2 separate regions of the Homo sapiens genome follow, and region 2 is linked to region 1. A link is an interaction called in ENCODE POLR2A ChIA-PET data of the cell type or tissue named here. Cell type or tissue: HepG2. All regions are shown on one strand. Links, peaks and the distances in the headings refer to the core of each region. The heading gives the core; the rest is flanking DNA.

Evidence for each region. Peaks named below come from ENCODE experiments on the same cell type or tissue, not always from the same donor. Only the 100,000 strongest peaks of a DNase experiment are listed, where the experiment ranks them.
Region 2: POLR2A ChIA-PET joins it to region 1 with 12 read pairs; 3 of 35 experiments call an interaction of 5 or more read pairs at or near these places.

Annotation. Positions count from the first base shown.
Region 1 is chr17:19,656,832-19,665,057 of GRCh38, reverse strand. ALDH3A2 (aldehyde dehydrogenase 3 family member A2) reads right to left here. Exons shown (of 10, transcript NM_000382.3): 5 at 7,196-7,313; 6 at 3,790-3,931; 7 at 1,559-1,725; 8 at 11-110. It also overlaps the pseudogene LOC124900397. Among named protein-coding and RNA genes, the nearest start is that of ALDH3A2, 12 kb to the right of the region's middle. RefSeq lists an enhancer at 609-1,110. In HepG2, for the core only: no CTCF peak of the experiment used is centred there; DNase peaks (open chromatin) are centred at 4,507, 5,167, 5,597 and 7,597.
Region 2 is chr17:19,542,188-19,555,122 of GRCh38, reverse strand. It overlaps SLC47A1 (solute carrier family 47 member 1), which reads right to left. Exons shown (of 17, transcript NM_018242.3): 2 at 12,629-12,730; 3 at 8,620-8,688; 4 at 6,990-7,138; 5 at 5,446-5,488; 6 at 3,655-3,699. Among named protein-coding and RNA genes, the nearest start is that of SNORA59B, 8.9 kb to the left of the region's middle. RefSeq lists enhancers at 1,795-2,295, 2,296-2,796. In HepG2, for the core only: a CTCF peak has its summit at 8,249 (motif pointing right); DNase peaks (open chromatin) are centred at 560, 3,142, 3,722 and 5,032.

The DNA.
Region 1 (8,226 bases), core at 1-8,000:
TAAGACTCACCCACTCCTCCAAATGGGAAAGAGTTGAGCGTGAAGTGCATAATGACGTCATTGCCTGTGACACCTCCACTGGATGTCTCATCAATCATCCGTTTGATGAGCTGAGGACAGACCAAAGGTGTCCAGGTCAGTGAAGTTGCCCCTTAGGGAACACTCATGGCCCCACCACACAGAGGGCTGTGTGCTCAGTTATGTGCTCAAAGCATGCACATTCTGGCTTTGTGTCAGTGAAAATTCTCGAGTTTGGGGACACCATGCCAGATAGACAAACAATCTCAACTGGTTAATTTAGCAAAGTGACTGATACCCAACTTCTCAGACACACATCTAGTGCACAAAAGGAGGCAGCTCCAAACCTCTGGGCCTACTCAGCCACAACCTGGAGTTGTACTCCCCAACACAGCAGCAAAAGACTCTTTAAAAGGGGACAGCTTAGACTATATTCCAGCTTTAAAAACTGTTATTATTTCTTTCTTATCTCTGCTTTAAATTATAACACATGATTAATAGGTATTATTTAGTCTTTATGAAATGTAAAAATATTTAAGACTTTAGATTTAGCATCCTATTTTTTAAGAAATAAATGGTTGTTTGGCCTAAGGCTCAGAAAAGCACAAGAACACTTGACTAGTAAACGTCATTTACCCTTGGGTGCCAGCAAGCCCTTGACAATTGTTCATGGCAAACGTCAAGTCTGGACTATAGTGACCTCGGGTGACCCACTGCTGGGAAGTGCTCCACACCTGACTTATACCCTGGCCAGCCTACTTTCGGCTTCAGGGTTCCTTCCTGCCCACATTATCCATGGTTTTAAATGTCAAACCATTGTTTTGTTAATAACCCAGTCTTTACTGAGCCCCACACATTTGGTCTCACTTCAAATACCTGTAGCTATCTGTATCTCAATAGTCTCACAAGCTCCAAAAGCTGTCACATGACTATCTATACATTACCATCAGAAGCTCTCCAGAAAACATTTGGGCCATGGTCTCTTAGTAGCGGCTGGTCACCTAGTGACATGAATGAGTGAGCCATGCAGAAAGTGGCAGAACTGCTCAACCAGGTGATGCAGTTCCACCACTCTAACAAGAAGCTAGCGTCATGTTAGAAACTAAAATCCATCATATCACAACCATTTATGTGACAGTGTCGGGGTCTTTGTCCCACACAGTGGGTGTGAATGCCATTTTGTGCAGGCTGTTATTCAGCAATGCCCTGTGGATTAACATCAGAAAAGCATTTAATGCTGGCACATATAAGTCTTCCAATTATACAGGAGATGTTTGTGAATCAAAAACCTTGTGACACTCAACCCTGCAGACTCAGATCTAACCCGAGGGAGGAGGGGAATGGATGCTGTGATAACCCCAGAGTCTCATTAACCAAGACAGCAACCTCGGAACACAACCTCACTTAGTGGATGGACTCTGACATGACACAAAAGAAACCATCATTGTTTCACATTGTTTTTTGCATTGTTTTACAGCAAAGAAGGAACATGACTCTTGACAGTTGCTTATGCTAACTAGCTGTTCTCTCTAAAGCTTACCTTATGGTTATGCGAAAATACATAAAGAGCCAGAGGCTTTTCACGTTCATTTATGAAATTTATGGCCTCATCTACATTTTTCACAGGCACTATTGGAAGAATTGGTCCAAAAATTTCTTCTTGCATCACCTTGGTTTTAGGATCAACATCGGTAAGTACTGTTGGGGCTAAAAAGAAAATAAACAAAATGAAAATGCTTATTAGACAAAAATGCACAACTCTCATATTACATCTCTTTCATTGGGTCACTTATCCATGCCTTTCCCTCTCCCACCCAAGTCATATCTATTGAAAAATCCTGAGCACGTGGATGAACTGTGCACATACTCAATGTCTCCAAAGCCTGTGAATCACAACCCTGCGGATACTTGTGCAAACCAAGGGAACGATACACACTCAAATATATCTTTTTCACATTGAACCCTGTTCACAGCCATGCATGTATTTAACTGTAGATTATACTTAACATTTTTCTGTGGACAGGTTTTTTTTTTGAGATGGAGTTTCGCCCTTGTTGCCCAGGCTGGAGTGCAATGGTGCCATCTCGGCTCACTGCAACCTCCGCCTCTGGAGTTCAAGTGATTCTCCTGTCTCAGCCTCCCGAGTAGCTGGGATTACAGGCATGCACCACCACGCCCGGCTAGTTTTGTATTTTTAGTAGAGATGAGGTTTCTCCATGTTGGGTCAGGCTGGTCTCGAATGGACAGGTCTTTCTAGGAGCAAAGACAGCTCCTCTGTGAATCAAATCAATACTATTTTTCTTAACTCGAGTGCTTTCATATATATGATCTCATTAACCTTTATTATAACTCTGTTAGACAGATTAAGAAAACAGACTTAAATGGTCAAAATTCCCTAAACCTTAGTCCACTGTTCCATCTACCATGGGGAAGAGGCACAAGAAAGGAGGGTGAAACAGATGCTGGGGAGGCTAGACAAAGTGTCCCAGCATCTGCTGCCAATGTAAGTCACCAACTAGCAGTACTCCAAAAGATGCTGTAAGTAAGAAACTGGCTCGTCAACCAAAAGAGAAGTCATCTGACAATAACAAGTTGGCACTTTTCCTTTACCCCCAGTTTCTAATAGGTTATCTTGGCAATGTGGCTGGGGACAGCTTCTTGCAGCACCACTTCCAGGGGGTATATAAACTGCCACTCCAAATCCATTGCCCACATCTTCCTCAGGTCAGAGAAACAATTTGGGCTGAGTGTCTACTTCCTCTGCATAGCCATGCTCAGGTAAGATGATCCCAGCTCGAAGTCAGGGGAAAGTCCTAATTAGTCTATAAGCTAATCAGGATAGCCCCTTCCTCTTACCATTCATTAGCCTAGAAATAGGCAATGTGGACATGCTGAGGATGGGAGAACAGAGAGGTGAAACAAGTAGAGTCTGTTTTCTCTTTTTTCTACAGATGTATTCCCCAATTCAATCTGGGCTGCCACCAAGAGAGATAGAAGGCACAAGGATTGTTTTCTTTTGCATCCTAGTACAAAGAATCAGGGTTTTTTGATGGTACCACGGGGCCACTGAATTATCTAGCTCAGGAGAACCTCGGGACTGCTAATTATAAGAGAATCAATTCTGCTTATTATTTCATTTTTAAGTTTTTTTTTTTAAAGTTGATTTTTTTTTTTTTGGTGACTTATAGCATCTTATCTGATAAAGGGGATAAGTAAAGCTAGGTGGTGCAGCTTCTTTGCCAGCAAAATGTGTCTAATTTTTCTGTCACCTTATATGTTACTGTAGAAAAATGTGCTTAACATTCAAAGTAATACATATTCAAGGCAAAGAAGAAAAAGCACAAAGAAGGTACACAAATAATAAGGTCAAGCATGATGGACCAAAACATTATTTCTGGAATGGTACCGTCACTGGTTAATTGTGGAATAGTGGCCAAGCTATTTCCTTCTTTGTGCTGTTTTCCCATCCACAAACTACAGATAATTACATCAAGTTCTATTCTGCTTCTCAGGATTGTTAGGAGGAAAAAAGGAGTTATGTGTAAATATGAACAACTGGAGCAACGCTGGTGGCATCATTCAATACACAGAAACACAGACATTTTAAATAGTTTATAACAAAAGCTACAGGTACAGTATACCAGAAAGCAGGATTTAGTACTTTAACAATTAAATGCTATATATTTAATAGTTTATCTAGTGTTAATAAGTAGTGTCAGCAAAAACTGCCAAATTGCCATCTTCCCATAGGAAAAGGAGAATTTCCATTACCTATGTAGCGTGTGGCCTCATCAGTCTCCCCACCAAAAGCTATCTTTTGTCCTTCAAGCAAACTTAGTATCCTCTTAAAATGACGAAGATTGATGATCCTTTCATAATCAGGAGACTCTTTTATATTTTCTCCATAAAATTCCTATTTAAAACAACAGGAGTATATAAATGTCACAAAGACCCACAATTCAATTTCAGTAAGTACAAAATCCAGCCATGCCCCAAAATCAATCTGGTTTTATATCCTCACAGAATCTAACACCCCACCCCTCAAGTAATTTAACAGTAGTATGATAGTAGCAAGTTTCAGCTTTTTGGCAGGTCGAGGACCAGAAAATAAAGCATGCACACACACAGAGATCTGTCATTGTCCATAGTTCCAAAGGTTCTTATGGATCTCTTAGAGTCCACCCACAGGCCTTCACCTCCTGGGGCTGACAGTGGGAGCAGGCTGGGGAAAGAAGTCTTGCTCTGCATCAGAGTTGCCTATTTGTTAGCACATTGGCTGTGCCTGCTTTCCCCCTACAGTAAGTTCGGTAGTTACAGCAGAGACCCTAACATCTGCAAAGCCTGAAATATTTACCATCTAGCCCTTTACAGAAACCATTTGCCAATCTTTGCTCCACTTTGTTGTTTTGGTCTTCTTTGAACTGGTATTTCCACCACTTACACATGATGGTGAAACCACCCGAAGGATCAAAATACAGCTTTGGTAAATTACCAAGGTAAAAGAACGTCAATAATCATACAATCAATATTTACTTAGTAAAACAAACAAAATTACTGAATTGCTGCATCACTTCAAAGCCTTGTGAGAGTTCCCAATTTCATCCCAAATCAAAATGAACATTGTTCATCCAACCTCTACCAAGAGCAATTCTCAAGTCTGGGTGGTCGGAATCACTGGTGCAGCTTGCTAAAATGCATGTGCCTGGGCTCTGACTCGAGAGTCACCAACAGTAGTTTTCAATGCTGAATGCATCATAGAATCACCTGGAGGCCTCAGACGAGCTGAATCTTTGGAGGGTAAGGCTTGCAAACTTGTTTTTAAATGGCTCACTAGGGTAACATGTAGCTTGAGAACCACTGTGTTAAGAGTATAAATGCCTCAAAGGGAGGCAGAGGCCCTTATTCCTTTGAAATTGAATTCATCACCACACTCAACTAAGCATTCTCCAATTCCCAAATATTTTCAATCTCACAAGTATCTTTAACCACTCTCTCTTCCCACATACCCTGAATCTGGGCAACTCTCCCTTCATGTGCTCATCTGGATCCATTTTTAGTCCTATGACTAAAAATGATAGTCCAATTTCCATGTCAAGACCCTAGCACCTCATCCCCCAAGTTACTCTGCCTGGAACACATAGTGAACTATTGTCCTGAACTTCCTGGTACATAATTTTCTCTTTTTTTTTTTTTTTTGAGACAGGGTCTCACTCTGTCACCCAGGCTGGAGTCCAGTGGCACATTCTTGGCTCACTGCAGCCTCCGCCTCCCAGGAGGATCAAGCGATCCTCCTACCTCAGCCTGCCAAGTAGCTGGGACCACACGTACACGCCGGTACACCTGAATTTTTGTATTTCTTGTAGCGACAAGATTTTGCTACGTTGCCCAGCTGGTCTTGAATTCCTGGCCTCAAGTGATCTGTCTGCCTTGGCCTTCCAAAGTGCTGGGATTACAGGAGTGAGCCACTGTGCCCAGCCAATTTTCTCTTTTTTTGTTTTTTTGAGACAGAGTCTTATGCTGTCACTCAGGCTGGAGCACAGTGATGCAATAATGGCTCATTGCAGCCTTGAACTCCTGGGCTCAAGTGATCCTTCTGGCTTCAGCCTCCTGAGTAGCTGGGACTACAGGCATGTGCCACCATACCCAGCTAACCTTTTTTTCTTTTGTAGACACAGGGTCTCATTATGTTGACCAGGCTGGTTTTGAACTCCTGGGCTCAAGCGATCTTCCCACCTTAGCCTCCCAAAGTGCTCGGATTACAGGAGTGAACCACCACAACGGCGACAATTTTCATATCTTTTTTTCTTTTGAGATAAAATCTCATTCCGTTACCCAGGCTGGAGTGCAGTAGCATGATCTTGGCTCACTGCAAGCTCCACCTCCCGGGTTCAAGCAATTCTTGTGCCTCAGCCTCCCAAGTAGCTAGAATTATAGGTGCGTGCCACCATGCCCGGCTAATTTTTGTAATTTTAGTAGAGATGGGTTTTGCCATGTTGGCCAAACTGGTCTCTAACTCCTCACCTCAAGTGATCAACCTGTCTTGGCCTCCCAAAGTGCTGGGATTACAGGCGTGAGCCACCATGTCTGGCCAACAATTTTCATTTTCAGATCACATGCATTACTCTTTGGTGTTTTTGATCCTTCCTTTTAGTGCTCAATTAACATCTGTCGAGTAAACAGTGACTGCTCCAATAATTTCTTTCATCTGAGGGGTTAATGATCCTCACCCACTGCTGAACTCAGTCACACTGGTCATTTGGTCATCCCATTCTTCTTTTTTTTTTTTTTTTTAAAGACAGAGTCTTGCTCTGTCGCCCAGGCTGGAGTGCAGTGGCGTGATCTTGGCTCACTGCAACCTTTGCCTCCCGGGTTCAAGCGATTCTTGCCAGGGTTCAAGCAAATCTCGTGCCTTAGCCTCCTGAGTAGCTGGAATTACAGACATGCACCACCATCCCCGGCTGATTTTTTTGTATTTTTAGTAGAGACAGGGTTTCACCATATTGGCCAGGCTGGTCTTGAACTTCTGACCTCAAGTGATCTGCCCCCCTAGGCCCCCCAAAGTGCTGGGATTACAGGCATAAGCCACCGTGCCCAGCCCCCATTCCTTTCTACCAACTTAAATCCTATATTTCTTCAAGTCTTGGCTTAGGACTCTACATGCAGTCTTCCTTGGTTCCCTCACTGCAAATATTTACTTTAAACACGCTGAAAGATTGTTAATTATATAAAGGGTATACTGTAAGTAGTTATTTAATTAAGTCACTCCTCCAAACTACTGGCCACCCTAGGCCCTCTACATACACAAAAACTGATAACCTTCAGCAGCAATGGCCAATATGCCAAAGAGTCTCTCTGATTATACCTAAAGGGTTGGCAACATTCCCTCAAAACCACGGACACACGATTATTTAACTTTTTTAAAAAAAGTATATGCCACAACTAATCATCAACAAATCAACTAGACAGTTTAAGTAGATTTAACACCAATGCAACCTTGCTCCCAGCATATATTCTATGGTACACATAGCATTTTCATATTAGTCAATAAGTTCACTGAGTCACATATGATTTTGAAATTTTCCTGAAGGGAGAAACAAATGGGGATGCTGCCTGCGAATAGTTAATTTGACTCCTTATCTTATTAAAATCAGTGGAATCAGATGTTTTTAATACAAACCTTCACTGTTTCCTTAATCTTCCATACAATTTGATTTTGGAGGGATGCTTCACAGAGAATATAGTCGGGTGCAATGCAGGTTTGGCCACAATTCATGTATTTTCCCCAGGTTATGCGTCTGAGGGGAAAACATCCAGAACAGCTATATAATTCAGTAATTCAGTCAAATATTCATTTGTTACATTGTGTTGTTTGAATGTCTTGCAACTAAAATAGATTCATATATTTATCTGGCAATTTTTATAAAAAAGTTAAAAACTCATTTCTAAATCAGTTGTTTGGAACTTAGAAAGTATTTTCCAAATGAGGTGGAATATTTTACATAGCAGGGAAGTTCTCAGGCCAGCTCACGGCAAACAGTACTTGGTAAACAGTGAAGCCATTGCCTGCTGCAGGAAAAGAGGAGAAACAGCCTCCCAATGTCCTTTCCCCTCTTCCAGTCCAGCCAAAGGAAAGTCCTGGATGACCAGAGTTCGGTACAGACTCTCCTGGTTGTGGCTTTTGGCTCTGCCTGCAAGATGTTCAGGTATAAAGCAGGATGTCAGCCAGCCTCCAAGGCCATCCTCCTCTTTGTGGAGCCCTGCCCCACTTGGGAAGACCTTTCCTATGCATGGGCAGAAACCCATGCCCTAAACATTCACTAACTGAGGGTGTCTGGTTTTGACAAATGGATTTCTACTTAGGAAGCCAACCTGGAACCCTGACCTGGAATCTCTGAAGGGCAGAGAAAGCCACACCACCCAGAGCACAGAGTCAGTTCTATGATTTGGCACTTCTTAGTAGCTAAACCGGATTTAGCAGAGAGAACCTGAAACCTCTTATTTTCTAATTTTCAGATGCAAGATGTTATTCACAGTTAAAAAATGAGGAACACTTGTTTTGCCCACAAAGGATCTCAGTTAAGATATCAGCATAATACCCTCTCAAATGGGCATTTAAAGATTTTATTAGGCACACACAATACTTTGGATTATGTACTTCACAGATCACTGGCCAGAAGAACGTTAAAATTTCTTGCTAGATCTAGCTGT
Region 2 (12,935 bases), core at 456-8,455, 110 kb after region 1:
TGCTCAGCGGGTATCACAGGCATAGCTGGGGGGCTTAACTGGGGAGGTCATGTCCTTGTTGCTCCTGCCTTTCCACTCTCCCACCCCTTTCTCTTCCTTCTCTCTTTGAGGTATAAAGTGCGGAGTTCTGGCCACAGAGAGACACAGGCAAGATATGTTCAGCAGCAGGGAAGGAAGAAGATAAATGGCTTATTTCCAACAGTGCAAGGACTGGCAGGGGCTAAATGGGTCAACAAGGCACCTTTGACACTGGACGATAGGAGAAAATGAGAATACTTTCTTCACCAAAATAGAAATTCAGAAAATTGACCTAAGATCTTGAAGAAACTAGAGTTTCTTTCTAGAATACGGAAGGGATTCCAACATATCTAACTTTCAAAAGTACAGGACTGGTGAAACATCCAGACTGTTTGGTGTCTCAAAGTAAGACAGGGGTGAAAGTAAAATTACATCAGACCAAGGAAGTAAAACTCTGTCCTGCCCCGCATCCGGATAGAATAGCAGACGCAGATAAAGTCAGTGCAAACGTAAAAGGAAACCTCCTTTCTCCCAAGGTCACGCTGTCCCCATAAAGTGTCATTACTCCCCTAGTGGAATGACGAGTGCTTTCTGACTCACTGAGAAACTTTGTTGTCTAAAATCAGACTGTTCAGAAACATTGCTGTTTGAAATCATTTCAGTAAAAAGAAAACACCCCACTCTCGCGTGGAGGCTCAAAATCATGTTAACACAAAAAAGTAGCCTCAATTTCCAACCCAGGCACAGAGCTTCGTGGGAGCTCCTGGATGTGGCATTTTACATCTGTCCACCCTCAACATCCTTCTTAGCCTTGAGTTTCCAAAGGAGGAGCACCAGGTCCACGTCACAGCCCAGGCCTGATGTTGGGCCCCTCACTCACAGATCTGCTCAGCGCCTATCAAACCATGATTTCGCTTAAATGTCACCTGAACCCCACCCTTCTTCAAACCTTTATAATAACTCTTCTTCCTTTGCTGAGGCATCCCACAGCCTCTCTAGTCTCTCTCACTGCGACAGGCCAATAAACACAACTGCAAACCCACTGGCCTACAGTCCTGTCTCTGGTGGTCTCAGGCTGATGGGGCCAGGACAATGGTCTTGGCCGACAACTTGTGTAGGCCACATATTTATGGGGAGGCCCTGGTTAGTTTGTAGCAAGGGAATTAGTGATCAGATTTACTTTTCAGGCAGATGGCAGTGGATGGAGACAGGTTAAGGTCCTCTGAAATGACACAGAGGACAAATGGCAAGAAATGAATTCAGGGCTGGGCACGGTGGGTCACGCCTGTAATCCCAGCACTTTGGGAGGCCAAGGCGAGTGGATCACCTGAGGTCAGGAGTTTGAGACTAGCCTGGCCAACATGGTAAAACCCCATCTCTACTAAAAATACAAAAACTAGCTGGGCGTGGTGGCACGCGCCTGTAGTCCCAGCTACTTGGGAGGCTGAGGCAGGAGAATCGCTTGAACCTCGGAGGTGGAGGTTGCAGTGAGCCGAGGTCACGTCACTGCACTCTAGCCTGGGCAACAGAGACTCCATCTCAAAAAAAAAAAAAAAAAAGGAAGAAAGAAATGAATTCAGGTGGTGGCATGGAGGATTGGGAGGAGGCAGAAGCTATAGGACCAGGTGACTGACCAGATGTGGGAGGGAAGGAAAGATGGAGTCGAGGATGTGACAGGGACAAAAAGGACAGGTTACTGGGAGCAAAAATGGCTGAGGCCACGGAATTCCACCCATTGCGATGGAATGGAAGGCAGAGGAGCAGGCTCGTGGGAGAACGAGAAGAGGTGGCCAAGCCTGCAACACGCATGCGTCTCCATGTCCAGTGGAGTCACCTTCTCCTCCAAAGCCCTCTTGACTCTCCTACTTGAAAGTCTCCCTTCCCCCGATACCATCTGGCTCTGTTCCCACCCTCCACCCTCTCCGAGGGCATTCACTTTCTCCAAACTCCCAGCTGCTTCTCTTTGGTTCTACACTCAGCTAATGGTTGCCCTGTCTTCCTAGGGAAGGGCCCCAGGACAGAAACTCCTTCCACCCTGGGGGCCCAACAACCCCTGCCATTTCTACAGAACCCACCCATCATCGTATCTCCCACTGCTCCCACAACGCAAACTCTTCATCACAGACCTTCACCATTATTTGTTTGGATCATGTCCATAACTCTCCCCTCTTCCTCTCCCAATTAGTTAATTTCCCAAAACTAAATGCCCCAGCAGAGAACACAAGGCCCTGCGCACGCTGACCCTGGGCCAGCCCGCCTCTCGATGCCATCATCTCACTGCATCCCCTCCCACCGCAGTGGCGTAAAGAGACTCTGCGGGCCCCAGCCCCTAGGAACAGGCTCTGCTGCACCTCTGTCTAGGATCCCCTGCCTTCCTTCCCAACCTTGGAAACTCCACGTGTCCTCTGTAACCAAGTTCAAAGCTCCCAACCCCTCTCAGCTCGTGGCTCCTACTTCCATGCCTTTCCCTGTGCCCCAGAGAACAGGAAAGAAGACTTTCACACTCATTGTCCTCAGCAGGTCACATCAGACCCTGAGGTTAGGGCCACCACAGTGGTTGGGGGACTGAGTCCAGGAGAAGGCCTTGCAGGGTGCTAAGGCATCCATGCTGCCTTAGCAAGGGTCTAGATCAAAAGGAGACAGCCCAAAGCCGGATGAAATGTGTGGGTTTCCTTCTCTCTAGTCTACACCTATTTCTGATATGTCATTCTATGCTAATCGGGATTCTAAATATTCTTGTTTTGTTGATAGAGTAATATCCTGGCCGGATGCAGTGGCTCACACCTGTAAGTCCAGCACTTTTGGAGACTGAGGCAGGAGGATTGCTTGAGGCCAGAAGTTTGAAACCAGCCTGGGCAACATAGCAAGACCCCATATCTACTTTAAAAATTTTGTTCTAATAGAGGAATATCTTAACTTTAAGAACACTGCATAGGTGGGAAACTTCCTTTCTTCCTCCTCCCCTCCTGGCCCTTCCTGTTGCACATGCCTGGAGAGCCCGCCAGTGTGGCCGGGATCCATTGCCGAGTACCCCTGTTTACCTGGACTTATCTGGAAGAATGTAGAGAGTCCCACATATGCTGATTTCATAAATCCACCCCTACCAAGCCATGGCCTTTGGCCCTGACTGTTTAATCACAGAGGAGGAGTTCTGGCTGACGTTAGGTGTCATTAGAGTTTGAGCTCTTACATCCTCAATGAGAAAAGTGGGGCCATTCCGACAGAACAGAGCAGACAGTTTGGTTCCCTCTCTGCCAGACGAGCTGCCCCCAGCCTGCGCTCTGTCTTAGGAGCAAATGGGCATGCACCCTTCTTTCCAGGACGCTGGTTAAAATGCAGAGCCAAGGAACACTGCGGCTCTGAGCCCACCCTGCCAATGACAATATTTCCAAGTGGGAATTGGATAAGAGTTTTCCAGAGCCAAATATAATATGTTCTTTCCTTGACATCACTTAACAAACCTCTTGACATCCAAGTTCTGTGTGCACAACACTGAAAAAATATCTTTCAGTGGCTCCCAGCAGTGAGCTCCCTCCACCCTGGGGTCCCTGGTCCTGGAGTATCTTCAGGGCCCCCATTCCCAGAAAGGTACAAACTCCCATTAGCCTCCCAAAGGAAGAGAACAGTCAGTATTACCTGGTTGAGCAAATATTTAACTTGTAACATATAAAGAAAGGTTGCCTACAAGAGAACAAGAGAGATGAATGTTAATGTTTCAGCCTTGCCACACAGAAGTGAGGTCACACGGCAGGGAGCTAGGAGCCACAGCCAAGGTTCGGCTGCCCTCTGCTCCCGCACGGAGCCACAGAGGCTGTCGTCTCAGGACAGGGCTGGGGCCAGGGTGTTATGGCCCAGGGGCTTCCCACATCTTCTTTATGGGTGCATATGCCCCAAGCATATTCCCTCCATCTGGCAAAAGGAGGTGGAGTTTCCCTGGGTGAATGGCCAGGACTCTTCTGGGGACACTGGCATGGAAAGGAGGCCCCAGGCACACTCCAGATGGGCACCTCCATATAGACTGGTCCTATGTGGTGGAATCATGAAAGACTGTCACATTTACAAGGTTTCAGGATAAGTAAGCGAGCACACTGCCAATTCTGAGGGCAAATGGTGTCCCTAGATCCGTATGTTGAAGCCCTAGTCCCCAGTGTGACTATTTGGAGGTCCTCAAGGGGAGATTAAATTAAAATGAGGTCATTAGGGTGGGGCCCTAATCCAATAGGACTCGTGTCCTCATAAGAAGACAGGGGATACCGGGGGATGAATGCACAGGGGACAACCTGCAGAGGGTGGCCGTCCACAGGCCAAGGAGAGAGGCCGCAGAGGACACCAACCCTGCTGCACCTTGACCTTGGACTTCCAGCTTCCTGAACTGTAAGAAAATAAACTTCTGTTGTTTAAGCTCCCTAGTGTGTGGTATTATATTACGGAAGCCCCTGCAGACTAATTCAGCTACAGCCTCCAGCTGAATAACAAACACTTAGCTCTCAGGCCAGGTGTGGTGGCTCACACATGCAACCCAACACTTCGGGAGGCCAAAGCAGATGGATTGCTTGAACGCAGGAGTTTGAGACCAGCCTGGGAAACATGGTAAAATGCTATCTCTACAAAAAATACAAAAATTAGCTGGGCGTGGTGGTGTGCACCTGTAGTATCGGCTAATCAGGAGGCTGAGGTGGGAGGATCACTTGAGCCAGGGAGGCAGAGGTTGCAATGAGTGAGGACTGTGCCACTGCACTTCAGCCTGGGTGACAGAGTGACACCCTATCTTAGAAAAAAAAAATTAGCAAGACCCTGTCTCTACAAAACTAAAAAATTAGCCAAGTGTGGTGGCATGTGCCTGTAGTTCCAGCAACTCAGGAGGCTGAGGCAGGATGATGGCTTGAGCCCAGGAGGTCAAGGCTGCAGTGAGCTATGACGATCCCACTGTACTTCAGCCTGGGTGATGGAATGAGACCCTGTCTCAAAAACACCAAACAAACAAACAAAAAAACCACTTAGCTCTCATTGTTCATTGGCCACACACTGCTGTGTCAAACATTAACCCATGCTTAAGGTTCTGTGTGGTCAAACGCAGCAGACCAAAAAAAAGTCTAAAGGTTCTAAGTGACACCCTCAGGGGTTCTGAGATGGGTGAGACTTTGCCCTTGTTTACAATAAAAGTTTGCACTCTTCTCCATGGATGATTCTGGAGGTCTCTCCAGCTCTACTCCAGACGTCCTGGAGTAGCCTCAATCTTGGTGTTCCTTGAGATGAACATCTGTTGTGTCCTTAACAGGCATAAATAAAAACAGGCTTCCTTGAAGGCACCAACACCACAGATAAGAATCATCTAAGACTGAGCCAATACACTGAGCTCACAGATATGGTGGCTACCTTTCACCCACGGACCCCAAGAAGGGAATCTCTTAGCCCTTGAGCACTTACAGGAAGAGCTGGAATGAAGATCGTGACATAGGTCTGGGTAAGCCTAAATAACGAAAAGAAAAAGAAAACAAAAACTGTGATGGAGGCCTCTGTTTCCAGGGAAAGTTAGGCAGAAGAAAATAACTAAAACTGCCTTTTCCATTCTTGGCTGTTTCCAGATTAATGGGCTTAAGTTGCTGGAGCAGGCCGGGCGCGGTGGCTCACGCCTGTAATCCCAGCCTGTAATCCCGAGGCAAGCAGTTCATGAGCTGAGGAGTTCGAGACCAGCCTGGCTAACATAGTAAAACCCCGTCTCTACTAAAAATACAAATATTAACCAAGTGTGGTGGCGGCCACCTGTAATCCCAGCCACTTGGGAGGCTGCGGCAGGAGAATCTTTTGAACCCAGGAGGCGGAGGTTACAGTGAGCTGAGATCACACCATTGCACTCCAGCCTGGGCAACAGGGCGAGACTCCATCTCAAAAAAAAAAACAAAACTGCGGAGCAAATGTGAAAATTTACATATAGAGCTTGTCATCTTATAACCCTGATAACCTTTCTTGATTATTTTATATCTTTATGTCTAGGACAGGGTTTTTCAACCTCAGCACTATGGCCAGGTAATTCTCCACCTGTTGTGTGGTGCTGTCCCGAGCACTGCAGGATGTTCCACAGCCTCCTGCCTTCTACCAGGAGCACCCTCCTACTGCCAGCTGTGATAACCAGAAATGTCTTCAGACATTGTCAAACGTCTCCTGGGTTCAGAGCCGCTGGTCTAGATAAGAGCTTTAAAAGCTCTTACCCAATTAAATCAGTGGGTCTCAAACTTGACAGCACAGTAGAATCACCTAGGGTGCTTTGAAAGATACCGATACCCAGGCCTCACCACAGACCAATTAAAAGAGAATCCTGGCCGGGCATGGTGGCTCATGCACTTTGGGAGGCCGAGGCGACAGATCCCGTGAGGTCAGGAGTTTGAGGCCAGCCTCGCCAACATGATTGAAACCCCGTCTCTACTAAAAGTACAAAAATTAGCCAGGCGTGGTAGTAGGTGCCTGTAATCTCAGCTACTCGGGAGCCTGAGGCAGGAGAATTGCTTGAACCCAGGAGGCAGAGGTTGCAGCGAGCCAAGATCGCACCACTGCATTCCAGTCTGGGGGACGGAGTGAGACTTGGTCTCAAAAAAAAAAAAAAAAAAGAAAAATCTTGGGTGGTAGGGAGCAGGGGCACAGGTGGGTTTGAAAGCACCCAGGTGATTTTAATATCAACGAAGGTCAAGAATAACTAAACTTTGAGCAAACGTCACAAACTACCATCCCACATGGAGGGTGCTTGCAAATCTATTTTCATTTAAAACTCTTAACCATGCAAGTCACCCAGGAGGCGAGGGGGAGTACATCTCAGATGCCAGGTGTGGAAAGTACTAAGACCTAGGAGACGTCAGCCAAGGAGAGATGAGCACCACCTTGGTGTGCAGCCTTGTCCCTGGCCCTGGCTGCACCCAGACAGGATAATCTTTCCGTGGGATGGACGCCAAGTCCCGCTGCGACAGGTTCCATCTTACCTGGACACATCTGGGTCCTGCCTGAAGAGCAGCAGGATGTGCTGGGTGTTGAGAAAGAGCGCCCAGCAGGGGAAGCAGCAGAGGAGCAGGACGAGCGCACTCCGCTGCAGGATCACGCCCACGTGCTTCAGGTTCTGGCTCCCGTACGTCTGGGGTGCACACAGCCAAAATGAGCCCATTAGCACAGACCCAGCACACCAGCTGTCCCCTAAAAGCCTTCAATTGTGCCACACAAAGAAGCAGGTTGGCTGGATAAGGTGGCTCACGCCTGTAATCCCAGCTACTCAGGAGGCTGAGGCAGGAGAATCGCTTGAACCTGGGAGGCAGAGGTTGCAGTGAGCCGAGATCACGCCACTGCACTCCAGCCTGGGGGACACAGCAAGACTCTGTCTCAAAAAAAAAAAAAAAAAAAAAAAAGAAGCCCATGGCCCTAGACACTTTGCCCCAGTGTTTAGGTAGGAGAAGGATGGTGTGAAAGATGCTTCTCAAACTCAGCTTCCAGTAGCATCACCAGGGGAACATTTTCAAAACTCTCACTAATGATATTCTGGACTTAATTCACACAGGGCAGGATTCAGAGATCCGTACCTTTTTTTAAAAAAAAATTATATTTAAAACAATTTCTTTTGCAGAGGTAAACAATCTGAAATTCACACTTCATTTATTTTTAGAGACTGGAAAAAAATTTTTTTAGGGAGGCAAAGTTTGCAGTGAGCCGAGATTGTGCCACTGCACTCCAGCCTGGGTGACAGAGCCAGAGTCCATCTCAAAAAAAAAAAAAAAAAAGCCAGGCTGGGCATTGTGGCTCATGCCTATAATCCCAACATGTTGGGAGGCTGAGGTAGGAGGATTGCTTGAGCCCAGGAGTTCGAGACCAGCCTGTGCAACATGGCAAAACCCTATCTCTACAAAAAATTAGCTGGGTGTAGTGGCACATGCCTGTAATACCAGGTACTTGAGAGGCTGAGGCAAGAGGATCGCTGGAGCTCAGGAGTTCGAGGCTGCCGTGAGCAGTGGGTGTGCCACTGCAGCCCAGCCTGGGCGATAGAGCAAGACTCTGTCTCCAAACAAAACAAGCCAAATTTTGTACATCTTTTCAAGTCGTGCACATCTCTTCCAGCTCCAGGTTCAGTGACATCTCTGGTAATCTGAAATTAACCAGAGGAAATACTTACGCCCCTGGAACTGGCAAACACTGCCAGTCATGTGTTTCCCTCCTTCCCCTTTCACCCAAGGCCTGGTTGCTGAACATTTACCAGCCTGCCACTGGGTGGGGCCAGGCAAGCTGGGTTTTAACAAGCTCTCCAAGCTCAATCAATGCACGCTCAATTCTGAGAACCACAGAACTATACCAAATTCAAACGTGGGGAGCAATAGAAGGGAATTTTACAAAATGTCCCCTATTTGATCAAAATATAGGGTAAGGCAGTTGTGCAGACAAAAACTAGTTGACAAGGCTGAAAGAAACCTAGTGACATTTCAAAGAAAGCAGGCCAGGAGAAGAGGAGTTGCTGGCTGATAGGTGCTGCAAGTGCTGGCTGCTGAACTCTTCCTGCCAGTGGAGCTCTTCCATCTACACTTGAGAAAAGATGTTTGAGGTCACTGTGAGCGTGTGACCACTTCCATTTACCTGGGAGATGAGGGTGTCACAGGCAGAAGATAAGCCGAATCCCACTGAGACACCAGTGACATTGATAACCTGCAAATAAACCCAAAGATAAGGCCCTATAGAGTTAAAGGAGGAAAGGAAGACAAAATCCCTGTGTGTATTGATAAGAGCCTGCAAAGCTCCTCCTTCAGCATTCACAAGTCAATTTTACCAACTTTGTTAGCTGCCTGGACCCCACTCATACTGAAGCCATTCTCACAGGTTTAACAAGAATTCTGGACAGAACTATAATATATATATTTTTTGAGACAGAGTTTAGCTCTGTTGCCCAGGCTGGAGTGCAGTGGCGCGATCTCGGCTCACTGCAACCTCCACCTCCTGGGTTCAAGTGATTCTCCTGCTTCAGCCTCCCGAGTAGCTGGGACTACAGGAGTGCGCTACCATGACCGGCTAATTTTTGTATTTTTAGTAAAGACGGGGTTTCACCATGTTGGCCAGGATGGTTTGATCTCTTGACCTCGTGATCCACCCGCCTCCGCCTCCCAAAGTGCTGGGATTACAGGTGTGAGCCACAGCGCGCGGCCTAGAACTATAGTATTAATCAGGCTGCACTTTGACCCACTTCCTTATAACTGAAAGTCATGTGGCACCAGACACTGGCCATGTACATCCCCACTGTTCCTACAGATGGGATTTCTGGTGTTACAATGATAAGGCTATTGTTTAAGAATTGTTGGCCAGGTGTGGTGGTTTATGCCTGTAATCCCAGCACTTTGGGAAGCCAAGGTGGGAGGATCGTTTGAGCCCAGGAGTTTGAGACCAGTCTAGGCAGCATGATGAAAACTCGTCCCTACAAAAGTACAAAAACTAGCAGGCATGGTGGCATGCTCCTGTAGTCCCAGCTATTTCCAGAGGCTGAGGTGGGACGATCACTTGATCCCAAGAAGCAGAGGTTACAGTGAACTGAGATTGCACCACTGCACTCTAGCCTGGGCAATGGAGTGAGACCCTGTCTCAAAAAAAAAAAATTTCTGGCCGAGCATAGTGGCTCACGCCTGTAATCCCAGCACTTTGGGAGGCCGAGGTGGGCGGATCACGAGGTCAGGCGTTTGAGACCAGCCTGACCAATATGGTGAAACCCAGTCTCTACTAAAATACAAAAATTAGCCCAGCATAGTGGCGGGCGCCTGTATTCCCAGCTACTCAGGAGGCTGAGGCAGGAGAATCACTTGAACCCGGGAAGCGGAAGTTGCAGTGAACTGAGATCGTGCCACTGCACTCCAGCCTGGGCAACAGAACAAGACTCCATCTCAAAAAAAAAAAAATTTTTTATTAAGCAGAGCCTGAATTCCAGTGAAACATCTGACACCAACCAGTTTGCAGACCCACAAGGAGGAACTGAATCAGCATGAGAACACAGTTTCTTCATCTCCCTGTCCCATGACTTCATGCTGCACTCTTCAACCAATCAACAATCACACTTCAGCCCATTCGAAAATCCTTAAACACCCTGCCCCAAACTCCTCAGAGAGACTGATTTGAGGTGTCCTCATTCAGTGGCCTTACAATTAAACCTCTTTCACTGTTGCAACCTGCCATCTCAGATTATTGACTTGTGACAAGCAAGTTGACAAGCCTATTACGGTTACAAGATCTTGGATGGGTAAGGACATGTACAAGTTTGGAAGGGGAAAAGCCTAGGCTAGAGGTGATTACCCAGGCTTTCTCTTTTAAAAAGTCACTTTGCTCTCCAATTTCGGGTATCAGGGACACTTCTTCCGGGAATGCAATGGCACAGTAACACAGAAAAGTCCGCCTGCTGGAGACCTAGCATGGCCTGCGTCCGTACCCTGGGGGGCACTGGGAGTGCAGAGGCGGTCTGAAGTCCGGACTAGTGCCAGAGGCTTTCCAGGTGTGCTCGCCTTCACCAGGGTCAGCAGCAAACCCTGAAGTTTCGAGGAGCCTAGAGCAGTGCCCCCCAAACCAGGGAGTGGTATCACAGGATGTCTGATGTGCTCCCCATCTGGAACCTGGTACCTCCACTTGACTCTACAGCAGGGAACCTGTGGACAACAGCCCAAACTGCACCCAGCCTGGAAGCACTGACTTTGATAAGTCCTTGGCCACATCCTGTAATTCCTTGGCCAAAGAGAATCTGCTGAGGCTTGCTAAGTGCATTTCTGTCTTCTCCTCTATTGCAAATACAATACTTAAAAACAAAATGGATAATTAAGCCTGGGATTGTCCATGTTGCCCGCTAAAGCCAAAATAAAATAAGCCATGCTGGGTGCAGTGGCTCACGCCTGTAATCCCAGCACTTCAGGAAGCTGAGGAGGGCAGATCACGAGGTCAGGAGTTCAAGACCCACCTGACCAACATGGTGAAACCCCATCTCTACTAAAAATACAAAAAATTAGCTGGGTGTGGTGGCATGTGCCTGTAATCCCAGGCTGAGGCTGGAGAATCATTTGAACCCGGGAGGTGGAGTTTGCAGTGAGCCAAGATGGCACCACTGCACTCCAGACCGGGCGACAGAGCGAGACTCCATCTCAAAATAAATAATTAAATAAAATAAAATAAGCCATATATACTCATAGCTAGCTCCACATATACTTGGTGACTAGTTCCCAGGCGTTTCGCGTAGTTCATGGATAGCAAACTCAAATGCCTGGCGAGACCAGGCAGATCAAGTGAAATTGTGTCTCCGTCAGGGCAGGAGGAAAGGGGAACATACACCTGCCCGAGAGCCACTGAATCCACTTTTCTAGAAACAACCTAACTAGACAAACCAAACCCTTTGTTCTTACATGGCCAGCTGACAATTCCTGGCTGAGATTGATGACATGTCTCTGGTTTTGGGGGTTTGCATCTATTATACAGAGAGGATTTGCAGTTCCTCCCAATTTTAAGTTTGGACACAAAGATCTAGATTTTTACCTTCCAGACCCATTTCTAGATTAGGACTCTCAGTAAGACAGACAACTGAGGAGTGGGCATGGGGGGGAGTCAGTTCCTCTGAGGAAGTCAGACTGAACTCCCCTTTTACTGTTCCCCTCCCCCAACTGTGGGACCAAGAGTGGGAACGAGTTCCATGGATTAGAAATAAGATGATGTAGGCCGGGCGCAGTGGCTCACACCTGTAATCCCAGCACTTTGGGAGGCCGAGGCGGGTGGATCACCTGAGGTCAAGAGTTCAAGACCAGCCTGACCAACATGGTGAAACCCCGTCTCTACTAAAAATACAAAAATTAGCCAGACATGGTGGCAGGCACCTGTAGTACCAGCTACTCAGGAGGCTGAGACAGGAGAATTGCTTGAACCCAGGAATCGGAGGTTGCAGTGAGCCGAGATTACACCACTGCACTCCAGCCTGGGTGACGGAGCAAGACTCCGTCTGAAAAAAAAAAAAAAGAAAAGAAATAAGATGATGTGAGGCTGGGCACGGTGGCTCATACCTGTAATCCCAGCACTTTCGGAGGCCAAGGCAGGTGGATTGCTTGAACTCAGGACTTTGAGACCAGCCTGGGCAACATGGTGAAACCCCATCTCTACTAAAAATACAAATATTAACCAAGTGTGGTGGCGCACGCCTGTAACCCCAGCTACTCAGGAGTCTGAGGCAGGAGAATCGCTTGAACCTGGGAGGCAGAGGTTGCAGTGAGCCGAGATCGCACCATTGCACTCCAGCCTGGGTAACAGCGCGAGACTTCATCTCAAAAAAAAAAAAAACAACAAAATAAAATAAAATAAAATAAATGAGAAGATGTGATAGACAGGATAATGCCCCCCCAGATGTCCCCAGCCCAATCCCCAGAACCTAGGAATCTGCAAGGTTACACAGCAAAGGGGAATTAAAGTTGCAGCACCTTGATTTTAGGCCATGAAACCCACTTCAGACTTCTGCACTCCAGCACTGTAAGAGAATAAGTCTGTGTAGGTTTCAGCCACTACATTTTGATGATTTGTTATAGTAGCAGCAGAAGGCAAACACAGACAGTGTTGGTAAACCTGCCAGAAAGCCCACACGTACCGCGATTGCCAGCGTGACTGCATCCAGCTCCAGCTTGCCCAGGTGGCCACAGAACACGGAGCTTATGAAGCTGATCAGGAACACCATCAGCTGAACCAAGAACTGGGAAGAGAGGGGAACGGGAAGGGACGTGAGTGACCACCATTGCAGGGAAGCCTGGGGCCCCAAGTGTGACCCCGACCCAACAAGTCCAGTCAGAAGTAAAGAAATACAACTTCAGTGAGCCTCTGCCACCTTTCACAGGCAAATGTACAATTTCTGGGGCTGGGGATGGGAGGCTTCTTGAAATATTAAAACATTTATTTGC